3 separate regions of the Homo sapiens genome follow, and all the other regions are linked to region 2. A link is a contact called in ENCODE Hi-C or POLR2A ChIA-PET data. All regions are on one chromosome and are shown on one strand. The core of a region is the stretch at or near the end of the contact, and the rest is flanking DNA. Distances in the headings are between cores, read along the strand shown.

Region 1 (4,909 bases), core at 1,136-3,635, 400 kb before region 2:
CATGCACTGGGTTTATAGATGGATGTTCCCATCAAATTTGTTCTTTATTTGTATCCCTACCCCTGAGCAGTCCTTGCCTGGCAAGTGATTGGTGTTTGCACTGTTGGGGGTAGGCTTTAGGTTCCTGTTTGGGCACCAGGAGCTGTAGGGTTAGAAGAAGTAATGTCTTTTTCTCACCTATTGCAAGGTTCATTACTGAACCCTATAGCAAAGGCAGAGTAACAAGCAAAAAGCATAACAAATTTATTTAACAGAGTTTTATGTGACACTGAAGCCCTTAGAAATGACCCAAAGACCCAGGGAAAACTGTGTATTTATATGGATAGTCATACAGAAGTATGATTGGAGCACCACAGAGTATCATCTAATGGTAATCAACTAGGGAGAACTTTGCAAGCCCTGTTTGTTCGAATGGCTTCCAAGTATAGGGTAGGACCCCTCTGGAATGAAGATCTTAAGGCCTACTTTTAGGGAAGATAGGTCAGAAAATTATTTTATGGCCTGCTTCAGAGGGAAAGGCAAGAGAAGGTCAGAGAGTGACCTTCCTGTTTCTGTGGTTTTCCAATGTCCTTTAGCTTAAAATGCTTGGTATGCCAGGGTGCCATATTTGGGGGTATCCTGTTCTAAGCCCCAACATTTCCCTGGAAGGGCGATGGCTTTTTGATCTAAGCAAAGTTATCAGAGGGAATGAGGTACAAATCAATAGAGGACAGACTATGAGATCAAATTCTGACTCTACTACTTAAGAGCTGAGTGTCTTTTGACAAATTACATGTATTCCTGGTGACTCTGATATCTCTATAAAATAGGGATGATAGTAGTACCAACCTTACAAGGCTGTGCCTCAAATGTGTAATAAATATGAAAACACTTTGTAAAGTGCTGTAAAAATATATAAACATTATTGTTTTATCACAAATATCAGCACACCAATTATTTATGTAGTTCTATACATTACGCAAAAAGTTACAGAGATGTGGGGCTCATCTTCTAGGAAAACAGAATCAGAATTCTGAATCAGCTCTAAAGTCGGAGACCAAACCTCGAGCTCTCTCTAGGTGCTGTTTCTCCTGAAAAGTTGACTTGTAAGTCTAACCCAGTGCATTGCCTCTGATGGCCTGGTGTTCTTCAGATAGGTAAAAAGCAACTCGAAAAGGGGAAGAGTATTGTGCTTTCCGCAAAGACGATACTTTTTTGCTCTTTGGAAATTCTTGCTCTTTTGGTTTTGAGCTCTGAAGGTGAACAATCCAGCTGATTCAAATCCCCAGAGTAGCCCTAATAATAGGAAAACCGTGACAACCGCAGATATTAAAAACATACCTCAATTTGCACAACTGGGGTAAGACAAATACATATGGTATTATATGAAAAAAATTCCTTTATGCAAATCTAGAAACTTACTTTAATGTCATTTCATTTAACATCAAAGAGATGATGTCAAAGAGAACATGTTTACCACTGGGAGAGTCAAATGAAAGAATTAGTCTTCTAGAATTCTTTCAAATGAAAGAATTTGTGTGTAAGGTTTGATTGGTTATTTGGCAAACACTAATATTAATAAAAAGACCAGTACTTCTAGATATGGGCCACTTTGTAGAGGGATTATGCCAGAACTCCCATAGTATGTATAGAGACCCTTGAAGGAGGGTCCTCAAACCCATAAGGGAATTTATTTTAAAAATATTTTGCTTATGGGCCCATAACTTCATTTTATGTCTCTCTAGCTCACAATAGAGGATTATAATCTATTGGGCTGATATATCTGAGTTAACATCAGATTAATCGTATCACTTTGTGTATGAATATCATATAAAAATGTTAGTGGCTGCTGTTTTCACCATGCTCTGTCATAATTAAACAATTTATTTCATGCTGAAGCTTCCCTGTCCTGATTCTGGGATTGTCAGTTTTATGGTTCTCATTTTACACAGATAAAACCAAACTTTTCAGATGTCAAATAATGTGCTGCAGACTTCCATGCAGTTCTCAGCTGCAGTTATAAATCACTGTTGTTTTAAGTAAGTGACCTAAATGCCATTTTTATTAGGAATAGAGTGGCTAGGAGAGACTAACATAAAGCCTCTGATGGAGTTCTAACATTTCTCCTTGAGCAGCAGGAAGAGAATTGCATTTCCTGCTGGCTAGAGAAGCCAGGTCAATTTTGTCCTACCATTCTGGGAACTATCACTTCAGACACCTAACATATCCAGGTCCTGCTTATTTTTCTTGAATGAGCTATTAAAATGCATGTATGTGTGCACATACACACATACATACACATCATGCAGCCATTTGCCTCTGTGTATACATACATATCATTGTGTAGATTGCACTTTTTCAGAAAAGACAACTGATCACCAGCACGTCACTCTCACTTCCTCCCATGTACATTTTGTATCTTCCCCACAGGGAAGTGAAACTGGTGGTGGGTTGGAAGAGATTGAGTTTGCTGAAGTGGATTCTGCCAAGTGGCTGTTTGTGGATGACCTTTGTCTTATAGGGGGTAATAGTGGGAGTTACGGATTCCTGGCAAAATGTCTGTTCACATCTCATCACAATTAGAATCATAAACTATGGGCTTTGTGGATTTGTTCACCTGAGATAGTGATGAACTAGGAATCAAAAGATCTGGGTTTTAGCTCTATCTCTAAATATCTACATATATGTGAAGATAGCTGTGTATACCACTGTGGATATTTTCCCTCTTTTGTCTTATCTTCTCCATGAGACTTTCAAATCCTCAAAGGCACAGAGCATCTTTAATTTACACAGCATTCACTTTTTCATCTTTGTTTGTTCCTAGACTGCATTTAGTAGAGATGTAATAAGTACTTACTGACTGATAGAATGAGACCACATCCTGCCTTAGATGAACTGGAATTCCATTTGAAAGTGTTTCCAACCAGAAATATTCTGCTTTGGTGCCACTGCTACTGTTCAGATTCAACTATAGCAGCCACAGTGTGATCAGACACCTTCTCCCCTCAGGCGCCACCCTTGGCCACCCTGAGAAGATGGGCCCCCCTGCCAGCATGTCTTTGGGGCCCAGTGTTTCTGTCTCTCTGCTTCTCCCAACACTCAGTGGCCTGAAGAAGAAGAGCTTTGGTATATAATTTCTTTTTTCCCCCCAGCCAAGAGGAATTGAGCACTCATGAATATTTTAAGCGTGTTACAAAGAACACAAAAGCTGTGCCTTCATGGGAGGATTAAATGTTGGTGTTTGACTCCTCACAATCAGCACATTTTAAAACATAAACCAGATCATGTCAGTCTCCTGCTTCAGAGCCACCAGTGGTCTCCCACACTCTTGCAACCAAACCCAAGGCTGGGTGCCAGCCTCCAAGGCACTGCCTGACTCAGCCCTGCCCACTGCTCTGACCACCTCTTGCAGTAATTCCAGCCATGCTGATCTACTCTGGGTTCCCAGGGCATCGTAAGCATCTTTCTCTTTAGGACCTTTCTACACATCTCCCCTGCCTGGGACCCTGCCCTGAACCCTGTGCTACCGCAGGATCGTCACTCAGATCTCAGCCTGAATGTCCTGTCTCAGACAGGACTCCCCTGACTGTCCTATCAGTATCTACACCCGATATTTTATTTCCTCACATCACTCATCATATCTGAAATTGCCTGCTCATTTCCTGGTTTTCTTGTTTACTGTTGGACCCTGACTAGGGGGTCTCACTCTACAAGGGCAGAAAGAGGTTGTCTTAGTCTGGTTCTCTGTTGTTACCCAGAAGCTGGAACAACGCCTGTTCCCCAGCGGTTGCTCAGTAAACACATGTGGACTCAATGAGGGATTGAATTGGAAGTTATTTACCTCTCTCCTGGCTTTTGCTTCCCTCTCTTCCTTTGTCTCTCTTTTGCGGAATCTGTACCATGAAAAGGGCTGTTGTCCAGTAGTGGAACACAGGCCTTGGATTGAGGTCCTGGTTGACTCACTTGATCTGAAGCTTCTGGTCATGCACAACTGCCAATTGGAAACAGCTACTATAGAACCACCCTCTTTTTCCAAAGGGTCAACAAGGAAATCAAAAATAGAAATACATTTCAGGTAGTCATGTAATACTTTACTAATACTAACCCTAAGAATAACTTTGCGATAACTTTGCAACCTTAACTTCCATTAGTCTCACTAGGCAGTTCTGCTTCTTCAATTCCTTTAGTTTGTTACATGCCCTGCGATCCAGCCCAAAACAGGAGAAGCCCTGTAGAATATATGTTGCTATATCCTCAGATATGGCCAATAAAATTTGTTTGTGACCTGTAAGGAGCAGATGGTTCACTGAAGGCCATTCATAGAGGAGGCAAAGCACCAAAATTCAGTGTCTAGCCTTAATTTTTCCTTATTAGAGAGTCTGGAATAGAGGGATACATTTTCAGGATCTTTCCTAATAGAGGAGTTCTTTTTTTATTTGGATGAAGAGATTATTTCTGTAATTTCCCACAGTCTTAGGCTGAACTCTCCAAGTAATGAACTTTTACTCAGAATAGTCTAGGCTTTGTGTACTCATGGAAAGTGTAATATAGCTTGCCTTGTTGGTTTTTCTGGAGATAGCACATTTGGGTCACAGGGGTTCAGCCAGTCTTCGGCTGTTATGCAGTGTAATTTTATGGGAATAGTTTTATAATGTTAACATCTGTAGACTGAGAGCTTGATGAAGACATCACCCAGATTGCCTGGGAAACGCCACTGACTTTGGGAGCTAATTCTTGATAGGTAAAATATTTAGCTCTCTCTCTGTCTCTTTTTTTTCTTTGCCTAGATACAGCTACCAACCTTACCATTTCCATCTTTTATGGCAGATGAGCTATGTGTGTATTTTTTTTTATCTCCTTGCAGTATGCATTTTTGCAAGTTAGGGGATAAAGCCCAGGCCCTTGGCTTTTTAACTTTTCTGCTTCCTTG
Region 2 (4,432 bases), core at 115-2,614:
TTCCAAGTGGGACAGACCAGTAAAGAGGCCAGCAGGAGAAATACCTCCCTCATCTTCAACACTCTTCTTCAGTTAATGTCACCTAAGATGACACCAATTTTCTTGGTAACTGTTCAGGTTGATTCACGTCGACTTTACAGTCAACACACACCCCTGAGTCTTTCACACCTGCCCCATCCCGGGCATGTATAAAATTCCATTTGTTTAGCCCCAAGGTTCCAGATGTACATTAATCCTATTATATTTCATCTTGTTACATTCAGCCACCATGAATCCAAACTGTTTTGGGATCTTAGGAGATTCTAATTCTGTTATCCAAGATGTCAGCTGCCTCTGAAAGTTCTTCCTAGTCTCTAATAGAACTGTTGAAACAGAACGGTCATGGGAGATTCTGGGACACGGATGGAACCACCCAGCAGGCTGACATCCATCTGTTTGTTAGCAGCTTTAGGGCCACTCAGCACATCCCCAGCTGTCCCAGTGACACTGTCTCCAGCCCTCCTTGTTCTCAAGAGAGCCATGAGCTGTCTGCTCTGCTGCCTACCACAATGCCATGTGCTACCAACTTAGGAATCCTGTCTCCTCCCTCCAAAAAAGTACAGTGAGTAGTCATCTTTTTTCTTGGTAAATCCATGCTGATTCCTAACGATCATCACTTTCTTTCCTAAGCCTTCATAAGCCATCCCTTTCCTTGTAGATGAGAGAAATTAACCCTGAGTTCAAAGCAGAAGCCTTCAGACAGCTGTACGTGTTAATTCATTATGCTGGGCATCTCCATTTGCCCCTCCACAGCCACCCCATCCTCCTCCCCACTGCTCTGTACCCCAGGAAGCTGACCTTGTGGACCGCATTACTGGGCACCCTTGCCCTCTGGCTTCAGTTGGGTTCTGCCAGTGGGAGGCACCAGCAAGAGACAGGAGGGTGGGGCCAGGCGTGGTGGGTCACCCCTGTAATCCCAGCACTGTGGGAAGCCAAGGTGGGTGGATCACCTGAGGTCCGGAGTTTGAGACCAGCCTGGCCAACATGGTGAAATTCTATCTCTACTAAAAATACAAAAAATTAGCTAGGCGTGGTGGTGCGCACCTATAATCCCAGCTACTCAGGAGGCTGAGGCAGGAGAGTTGCTTGAAACCAGCAGGGTTGAGGTTGCAGTGAGTTGAGATCTAGCCACTGTGCTCCAGCCTGGGTGACAGAGTGAGACTCCATCTCAAAAACAAAGAGAGAGAGAGAGAGAGAGAGAGATGGGTGGGACAAGGTCAAGATATTTATTTATCCTCCTGGTTCTACTGTAATGGGCCCTTGCTTGGCTGTGTCTCTCCACTGCCCCTGTATCTAAGGCCATAGCCCCTGATGAATGGCTCTCTCCTCCAGATACTTTCTCTTTCACTTCGCCCCCTTTACCCTTCAGGCTCCCCCCGCTGCTAGCCCTGGAGGGCTTCATCTTTCCTTGTTAGCTTCCTTTAGCTTTACGCATAACTTGTAAGTAGTGACATTTCTAAATTCTGCTCAATTACCCCATTTGAGTGTGCCGTCTGTCTCCTGCCAGAACGCTGACCAATACACTCATATTTTGAGTCATTGCCTAAAGACTTAGGCCTAACAGTGCTAGACGTGGGAGGGAGTGTAGGTGTTGGTGAGAATAGCATAAGAGTTAAAGGCACGGAATTTGTGGTCTAACTAACCAGGATTGAACTTGATTTCCACCGCTTTCCAGCTATAGTTACTGAACTTCTCTGAGCCTCTGCTTTCTCTTCTGTAAAATGGGAGCAGTAGTCCCCTCTCACAAATTCTTTGTCAGGATTTTATGTGATTATATTTGTGAAACATTAAATTTAGCATCAGGTGCATTATAAGCACTTGATAAATGTGTTATTCTGATTATTATTAAGACAGACTCTAACCATTGAGGGTATTGCTTTGGTGCTAGAATACGCTAGCAATAAGCTTCAAGGTTTTCCTGTTTATGTCCACCAGGGAATTTGGACCTCAGGTAATCTGCCCAAATCCTGCCCAAACAGGAGTAAGAAAAAATAAGCATTGTTGTTGCTGTTATTTTATTAGCTAGAGAGGCAGTCAATTCTATCACTTATTGTCAACATAATTTTTTAGCAAAGACTACTCTAGGAGGCTGTAGTTACATTCTTTCTGACACCTTTCCCCTATCTCTTTTCTACATAATCTTAGAGTCCCCCAACCACCAAGGATGATTCCTACTGATTCAAACTAAGAAAATGTGGCACCTTTTAACCTCTGCCCTTACAGAGCTTCTCCCCACCACATCCACCCCCGCCCACAATGATATTCTTACCAAAATAAGCTCAGAAGAGAGTCTCTTAACTTTGTCCAAAAGCTAAATCTGAAAGAGGTTAAAGGTTCTCTGGTCAGTCGCATTTCACCCGACTATTTTTAGCTGATATAGGGCAAAACAAGTTTCCCCAAAGATCTGGGCCCTGTGAAAGCTGGAATTTCTGCCAAGATGGAGGAATACAGCTCTCCCTGCTGGAAAAGAGAGCACAATTCCCTCTTTCCTCACCCCGGGATACCTATTTGCTGCCAGTGAATCTCCCACCTACTCTGTCATGCTAGCATTTGATCACATTGGGTTCATATGTGCTTATTTGCTGCTCCAACCCCAATCCTTACTCCTGAGCCTTTACCACTCAACTATCAATGTGTCCACTCATCCTCTGGGCCATCTTGTGCCCTCTTATCCTCTATCTCCTGGGTCAGAAGCTTGGCAGTTTTCTGGATGTGACTCCTAATGGAAATCCATGACAAAAATGCCCTGGATTCTCAACCAGGGAGAGAAACTCCTCTTCTCAGCCTCTTCTGCCAATGTGCCCCACTCCTATTTCTCTCTCCTGAGAGCCCTAAGCCCTGCCATGTTCCTTCTGTCCTTTCAGCCCCTTTCTTCCCCTACTCACATAATGCACCAAGGGTAAGCATCTTCCTGCCCAGATATATCTGCCCTTTCACATACTCCCATGTGACTCTTTGACCTCTGTTGTTGGAATCTCTTGACTTAGAAAACCAGAGATGTTTCCATGACTTTTAAGGCTTTTGTTGGCAAGACAGCAAGGAGAATGGAGTGAGGGGCCAAGCTCAGGCTTTCTGCCTGGCCCCGGAGGGCAATGCCATGGGAAGGTGACCTCGTCACAGGCCTGGGGGCTATCCCAGTGGGATGACGCCATTGGGTACTCTATCTCAGGCTCCTCTGTTGCTCTGCCCTTCAGGCAGGATATTGAGTTTTAAGTTAAAAGACAAGGATCGAGCTTCATCTTATGATTTATGGTTTAGGCCAGGGTTTCCAAAACTGTATAAAAAGTTATTCCTGGCCAAGTTCCCTATTAGTCATATGTGTGAAGTGGAAACATCACTTTATCAGAAATATACTTCCCCCAACCCATCCCAAACTGTGTCTATAATCAGGCTCTGGAGGGAAGACACTGGTATTAGAGCTGGTGTCAGGAGAAGAACTCAAGGGAAGACGCTTTACTAATAGGACTGTATGGCCCTGGCAGTGGTGATTATACCAAACACATATGGAAAGGGATCATGGGGCAGCCAAAAGAATGATGAAAACTTCACATTGGTACTGCCCCTAGAGGTGCTTTTCCACGAATGGCTAGATTATGAATGTTTAAGCTTTCTTATTTAAGTGACCTTACTCCATCAGCACCCGTCCACTCTCTTCTGGTACCCATGCCCCTGTTTCTTGGGGAATCCCACACCATGCCCTGCTCTCAGTCCATGAGATTTCAGTGCAGCCAACTTTACCCCCAACTCAGGGTGAAGCACAGGACCCAGGCCTAAGCCAATCAGAGCATTAGATTCTCTTGGGCATAGTGATTGGTTTAGGAATGGACATCTGATCAATCAGAGCCAATGAGATACCTTAAGGTCTTCCCTAGGACTTCTGGGAAGGGGACTCACTCTTTCCCCCTTGAACCTGAAATCTGAGAGGTATAGAGCTGGAATTGCTGTCATTTTTCTGTCACATGAAACCTGACTCTGAAGCCAGCATAGCAGAGAGTAGAGCTGAGAGATTTTTCTGTCACATGAAACCTGACTCTGAAGCCAGCATAGCAGAGAGGAGAGCTGAGAGATGGAGAGTACCCAAGTCCTGATAACACATTATTTTATCCCTGAATCAATTTATATCTGATGCTGGCCCTAATTCTGGATCTTTTTGTTGCATGGGCCATTGGATTTCCCCTTTGCTAAAGCAGTTTGAGATGACTTTCTGTCCCTGGCAACCAAAGAGCCGTAGTTTACAGCTATTGTTTAAAAATACATTCCTAAGTGTAAATGGAACTAAGAGAAAGGAGACAGGGCCAGCAATAGATCTGTACTTTGCAAGCACAATCTATTGCTCAGGGGCACAGACAGAGGCATATCACATACTTAAATGTGAGGAGAGCAGTACTGGGAG
Region 3 (4,593 bases), core at 739-3,238, 360 kb before region 2:
GTGCTACTATATAAAGTTATATAAAACACACCAGAAATAGAATTTTTAAAATATGAAGTGGGTTCTAGTATTTTTTCCCTACATCCCGTTGAGTCATTGTGATGTATTCCCACCACTTGGTATAGTTCAAATTTCTCCCTTCCTTGTTTTTACTGCAGAACTCTTTACTGTCCCAAGTAGAGTGAGACTGAAACCAAAATTTGAGCACTGGGTCCATTCATTCAATTGTTCATTCATTTACACGTTAAGTATGAAGCATCTATAATGTGAAATGCTTGCTGAATTTTCAGGAGGCCATAAGAACGGTATCAGGCTTGGCCTCTCCCCTCTCAAACATAAAGGCTAATTCTAGTGTTTTTCAGTTTTATCTGGTTGGAACCCTAGAATTCCTGCATACTGTAATGAAGCTAAACTTTACATCTAAACTGGCTATATGTATTGCACTACAGTGCATAAGACAAGAAAAGTTACAAAAAGAAGGAAAATCCAGAACGTGAGGCCCACAGACATGAAACAGTTGAAGTCACACTGTAGTACAGCATCTAATGAATTGCCAGGATGAGAGAAGCAGATTTTTAATATCAGAGGCATTCACAGAAAGGAGAGATCATCATGATCTTTGTGATGGAGGCTTGGACCACTGCCTTAGGATGTCAGGGCAGAACTAAGATGGGCCCCTTGGTTGGTCTGTCCTGACTCACTGTGTCTGCAGTGCCTGGATATCAGCCAGCAGACCACCTCCATCATTGAGTTAGACCCACTTACAAGGTGGCAGGCTATTAACCAGTCCCCTGTTCCACTGAGAACTTGCCAGGCTGGCCATCATAGCATGGTATAGGTTGAAGTAGCTTAGTACCTGTGGTGGATGACTGTTTTTCTCGGCCAGCTGTTTAATGAGCACCAAATGAAGTAAAATGCTGCTTGGTTCCTCTCCTCTCTTCAGACACAAACAATCGAGCACATCCTAGTGGAAGGGCCGTGTTGGGGAACTGGCTTTCTTGTGCTGATCATCTTGGTTCCCACATCCGTCCCTCCCCTCTGGGCTAGAGTTTGGAGGAGCTATTGAAGAACCTTGAGAAAACTGTTAACCTTGAAAGTTTAGTTATTCATCATCAAATATATTAACAAACGTTTGTAGCCAAAGCTTTACTGTCTATGGCAGTTTTAAATAATTATCAAAATCATGATTTAATTAATTTCTCTCTCCATTTTGGGTTGGCTTAGAGGAGTAGGAGATTGCAATTCACAAGTACTTTCTGGTCCTGTAACCAACTTGCACTTTCAAGTTCAGGTAATCACCTTGTCCTTTTCAGTTTATTTACCCATGACTTAGGTTAAAGTTGCCCATGCCTCTGGTGAAATTCACAAATGAAACTTCACCTAGCTGGGTTTCATATTTGTAAGAAATCATTTTTTTTCTCCATGAGAATGTGCAGGTCAGCTGAGACAAGCATGATTAATTCTAGACATGAATTAGAACAAGCCCAAGCTGAACAGCTCTCTCAGAGGAAGTCATCTGAAATTGGTATGTGTGACCCAGTATATCTTTTGACCAATTTGCATTGGAAACCACAGTGAGCATGGAAGAAATATAACCTTGATCCTCTGGCCTAATAAACATTCTTGCAATTCTAAATGTACCTAGAGTTTGTGACAAGTGTGTATTGGAAAACTCGTTGAAAACACATGAGTTAGTAATGTTCTCTTTCAGAAGATGAACTTGCATGGCCGAAGTGAGATTCCAGTGGGAAAGACCTGGTAGAGAAAGAGTGGGAGAATGCGTTGACCTCTGGAGGGCAGATTATGGCATGCCAGGCAATGGGTTGTGCCATCAGGGAAGGAATCTAGAAAGACGAGGAGACTCAGGAGAAAGGAGATGACTTCTGTTGACAGGTCATTGTTGCTCAGACTTAGTGCAGATGAGAAAGGAAATCCAGAAACCTACATGACAGCTCCTCTTGGATTGGATGAAAATATTGATTTTTTTTTTTTTTCCCTATCTGGAATTTGACAGGGTCAGTTCATGTCTGGGTTTTCAGCACTTAATACAGGGCGCTTTTGTCTTGGGAGGCGGCTGGACTGGTTTTTCCTCCAGGCAGGTGCACAGAGGGCGTTTATTGTAGCCTGAAACACAAACACCAAGCCCCTAGGCCCTGATCCACACACTCTCCAGTGTGGCTCAAGGAAATAAAGTGAACAATGTCTCTTGCAACAGGCGAGCACTGTAAATGCCACTCCTGAATGATATATTTCTTAAAACTTTGTATCCGTAACCTGATCATCTCTTAAAACTTAATTATATGTCAGAGAAAAGGAAGCTATTGGCTCCTCCAGCTGTCCAGGTTGAACGAGAGCACACAATGGAGCATATCCGATTCACAGCCTTACTTAGGTAATCAGATTAATATCTCCTGAATTGAATTTACCCTTTTGATATGGAGTCTTTCAGCTGCCTTGTTTCACATCTCAAATTCTGACAAAGCTGTGCGGCCTTTGAGTAATTTCCCTGAAATCTATATGTGGGAAGCCTGTACTTCAAGCAGTTTTTGGGACTTGCACCAATTAAATCTGTCTCTGGCACACTTTTAATGGCATGCTTTCCCCTGAGTCAACAACTGCTCCAAAATCTGAAGTCATTTGTTTAATTTAAAAGCAAAGGTTATGGAACAACCATTTCAAGCTTCACCAGCCAAACTCCAGTGGCTTTGAAAAGGGAGATGAGGCAGAGGAAAGGCTAATAAACTGGATTTCTTATACACAAAATAAATTAATTACTGTGTTTCTGTAAGCTAGTATCAAATCAAGTTTGTTCACACCCTCCTTGCCAACCTAGCTCTCCCTTTCTCTTCAAACTCACCCTCTCTGGGCTTTCATATTCACGATTGAGGCTCACCCTCTTACTGTTGTTCTTGCAACACAAACATCTGGACTGGATTTTTGTCAGCTGGAGTTGAGAGAGAACTGTAAATGATGCAGTGATTTTTTTTTCGTCCTTATTAAATTTATTTATAGCCAGTCTGAAGCCAGGAAACATGCTAGAGCCTTTGATTGGAGGTTCTCGAGGAATGTACGGTGGATGGTATTTTCTCCTGTTGTTTTCTAAATAATATCAAGGATAGAATTACATAACTCCCAACTTGAGTATTTTTTGCCCTGAAGGACCCTTTATTAGGACATTTTGCACATCAGAATTCTTCCATTATATTTGCTTATCCAATATGCCTTCTTTTCTGTCAGTGAGAGAAAAGGAAATGTACATGACAGGTTATTTCTGAAAAATTAGAAAGATGGAGAGTGAGTTTCTGGTTGTTTGGGACATGAACCAGTGGCATGAGTATTTTCTTTTGCCAAAGGGACACAACATGGATCCTATTTCTACCTCTTAACAACCTCTGCAATCTTAAAGCTGCCAAATCTCAAAGAATTTCATTCATTTAGTCATTATTTAAGATAATAAAAGGCCCTACAAGCAGCTTACGAAAATAATTTATAAAATATTTTTCTCTGCCCTTAGACCTTGTTAAATAACAATGCCTTGGTGTTTATAAAATTATTTAAGAAACAAAACTTTCTAGAGGAGGCTGAATCAGATGATGATTTCTTGAGGTCCCTTCCCAGTTCTATGATTTGAGATGATTCTTTAATTTTCCTTCACTGTCATTTATATCTGTGTCATTAAAAAAAAAAAAAAAAAAAGGGCTGTTTGGGAATGAGATTTGCTACACCCGTAGGCATTTTCTTCTTCAGAAAAGAGACTGTTTAGCTTTCTGCCACCCAAGTCAGTCATCCTCAGCCTGAACAATGGAGCTTAATGTTCTCCATCTTCCTAAGAGTTAGTGTCTGTTGTTATGAAAGTGAATTGAAACCAAATGTACTTTCTATTGGAAAAGCTGCCCTTGCTCTCAGCTCATGGACAAAACTGAGAGAGAAGGCTCTTACAAAACAGAGGGAAAAATCCTCGCTGTCATGTCATAACACCAGTTATTTCACTGTTAGACCTATGAACATATCTTTGATGCAACACTACACTATTTGATGATGTTTCTGTGTCACTTAAGATGGGCGTTTCATATTTATCTCTTAGAAATGTTAGCAGATTTTTTTCACGAGTTATCTTGCTTATGGACTGGAAAAGCTATTCTTACAGTAAGACCCTTCATTAACTGAGAAGGCATAAAAGATAGCTCATGTTCTCCACCAAGAAAGGAAGCTCTGTTTCTCTCTGTCTGATGGGAAGCATTTGAGACAGAGCAGCTTCATGAAGTGTGGATGTCTGTTACCCACTTCCCAGTTTTTAAAGTAAAAGCCAAGTCAATGGCACTGGTACTTGTAGTGAAATGAGCCACAGAGGCATCATTACTCATCACCATCACGACTCAAGGATCAGCAAATGAGAGTCCTGAAGGTAAAGAATGTTTATTTTCAGGTAGAGAAGAAAGAAAAATCACGGAGAGGTAGAGAAAAGTGAAGGGCAAAGGAAGAATCCAGCAGACATTAAGCAACACTGTATCTTCCAAGATCATAAAGCCAAATAGTTCCTGCTAGATTTAACTTTTATTATTTTGGGAGATGAAAATCACTGGGGCATGGAGT

What was found. Hi-C counts contacts between places; a loop is a spot of excess contacts on that map. ChIA-PET counts read pairs that join two places held with the same protein, here RNA polymerase II (POLR2A). Pooled maps may share reads with other maps.
Region 1: a loop to region 2 is called in a map with no recorded cell type, with 11 times the contacts of the local background. The contact joins two enhancer-like sites. A Hi-C loop is called at or near these places in 4 of 168 maps with a recorded cell type or tissue (aorta, esophagus muscularis mucosa, heart right ventricle and 1 more), 7 of 37 single-sample maps with no recorded cell type and 5 of 50 pooled maps. POLR2A ChIA-PET finds 5 or more read pairs at or near these places in 4 of 52 experiments (GM12878, PC-9, activated B cell and 1 more).
Region 3: a pooled map shows a loop between it and region 2 (3-fold over the local background). The contact joins two enhancer-like sites. A Hi-C loop is called at or near these places in 1 of 168 maps with a recorded cell type or tissue (Calu3) and 3 of 50 pooled maps. POLR2A ChIA-PET finds 5 or more read pairs at or near these places in 2 of 52 experiments (IMR-90 and activated CD4-positive, alpha-beta T cell).

The regions. Positions count from the first base shown.
Region 1 is chr14:68,265,991-68,270,899 of GRCh38, forward strand. The region is part of intron 7 of RAD51B (RAD51 paralog B); the gene reads left to right. Among named protein-coding and RNA genes, the nearest start is that of RAD51B-AS1, 420 kb to the right of the region's middle. RefSeq lists enhancers at 2,111-2,230, 2,581-2,730, 2,881-3,060. Within about 2 kb of position 2,386, at least 9 of the 41 ENCODE cell types and tissues checked have a DNase peak (open chromatin) inside an H3K27ac peak, as active enhancers do; they include GM12878, where a contact is called at or near this core.
Region 2 is chr14:68,662,094-68,666,525 of GRCh38, forward strand. The region is part of intron 2 of RAD51B-AS1 (RAD51B antisense RNA 1); the gene reads right to left. It also overlaps a transcript of RAD51B not described here. Among named protein-coding and RNA genes, the nearest start is that of RAD51B-AS1, 21 kb to the right of the region's middle. RefSeq lists an enhancer at 1,289-1,478. Within about 2 kb of position 1,365, at least 7 of the 41 ENCODE cell types and tissues checked have a DNase peak (open chromatin) inside an H3K27ac peak, as active enhancers do; they include GM12878, where a contact is called at or near this core.
Region 3 is chr14:68,305,028-68,309,620 of GRCh38, forward strand. The region is part of intron 8 of RAD51B (RAD51 paralog B); the gene reads left to right. Among named protein-coding and RNA genes, the nearest start is that of RAD51B-AS1, 380 kb to the right of the region's middle. RefSeq lists enhancers at 1,375-1,514, 4,191-4,260. Within about 2 kb of position 1,989, at least 14 of the 41 ENCODE cell types and tissues checked have a DNase peak (open chromatin) inside an H3K27ac peak, as active enhancers do.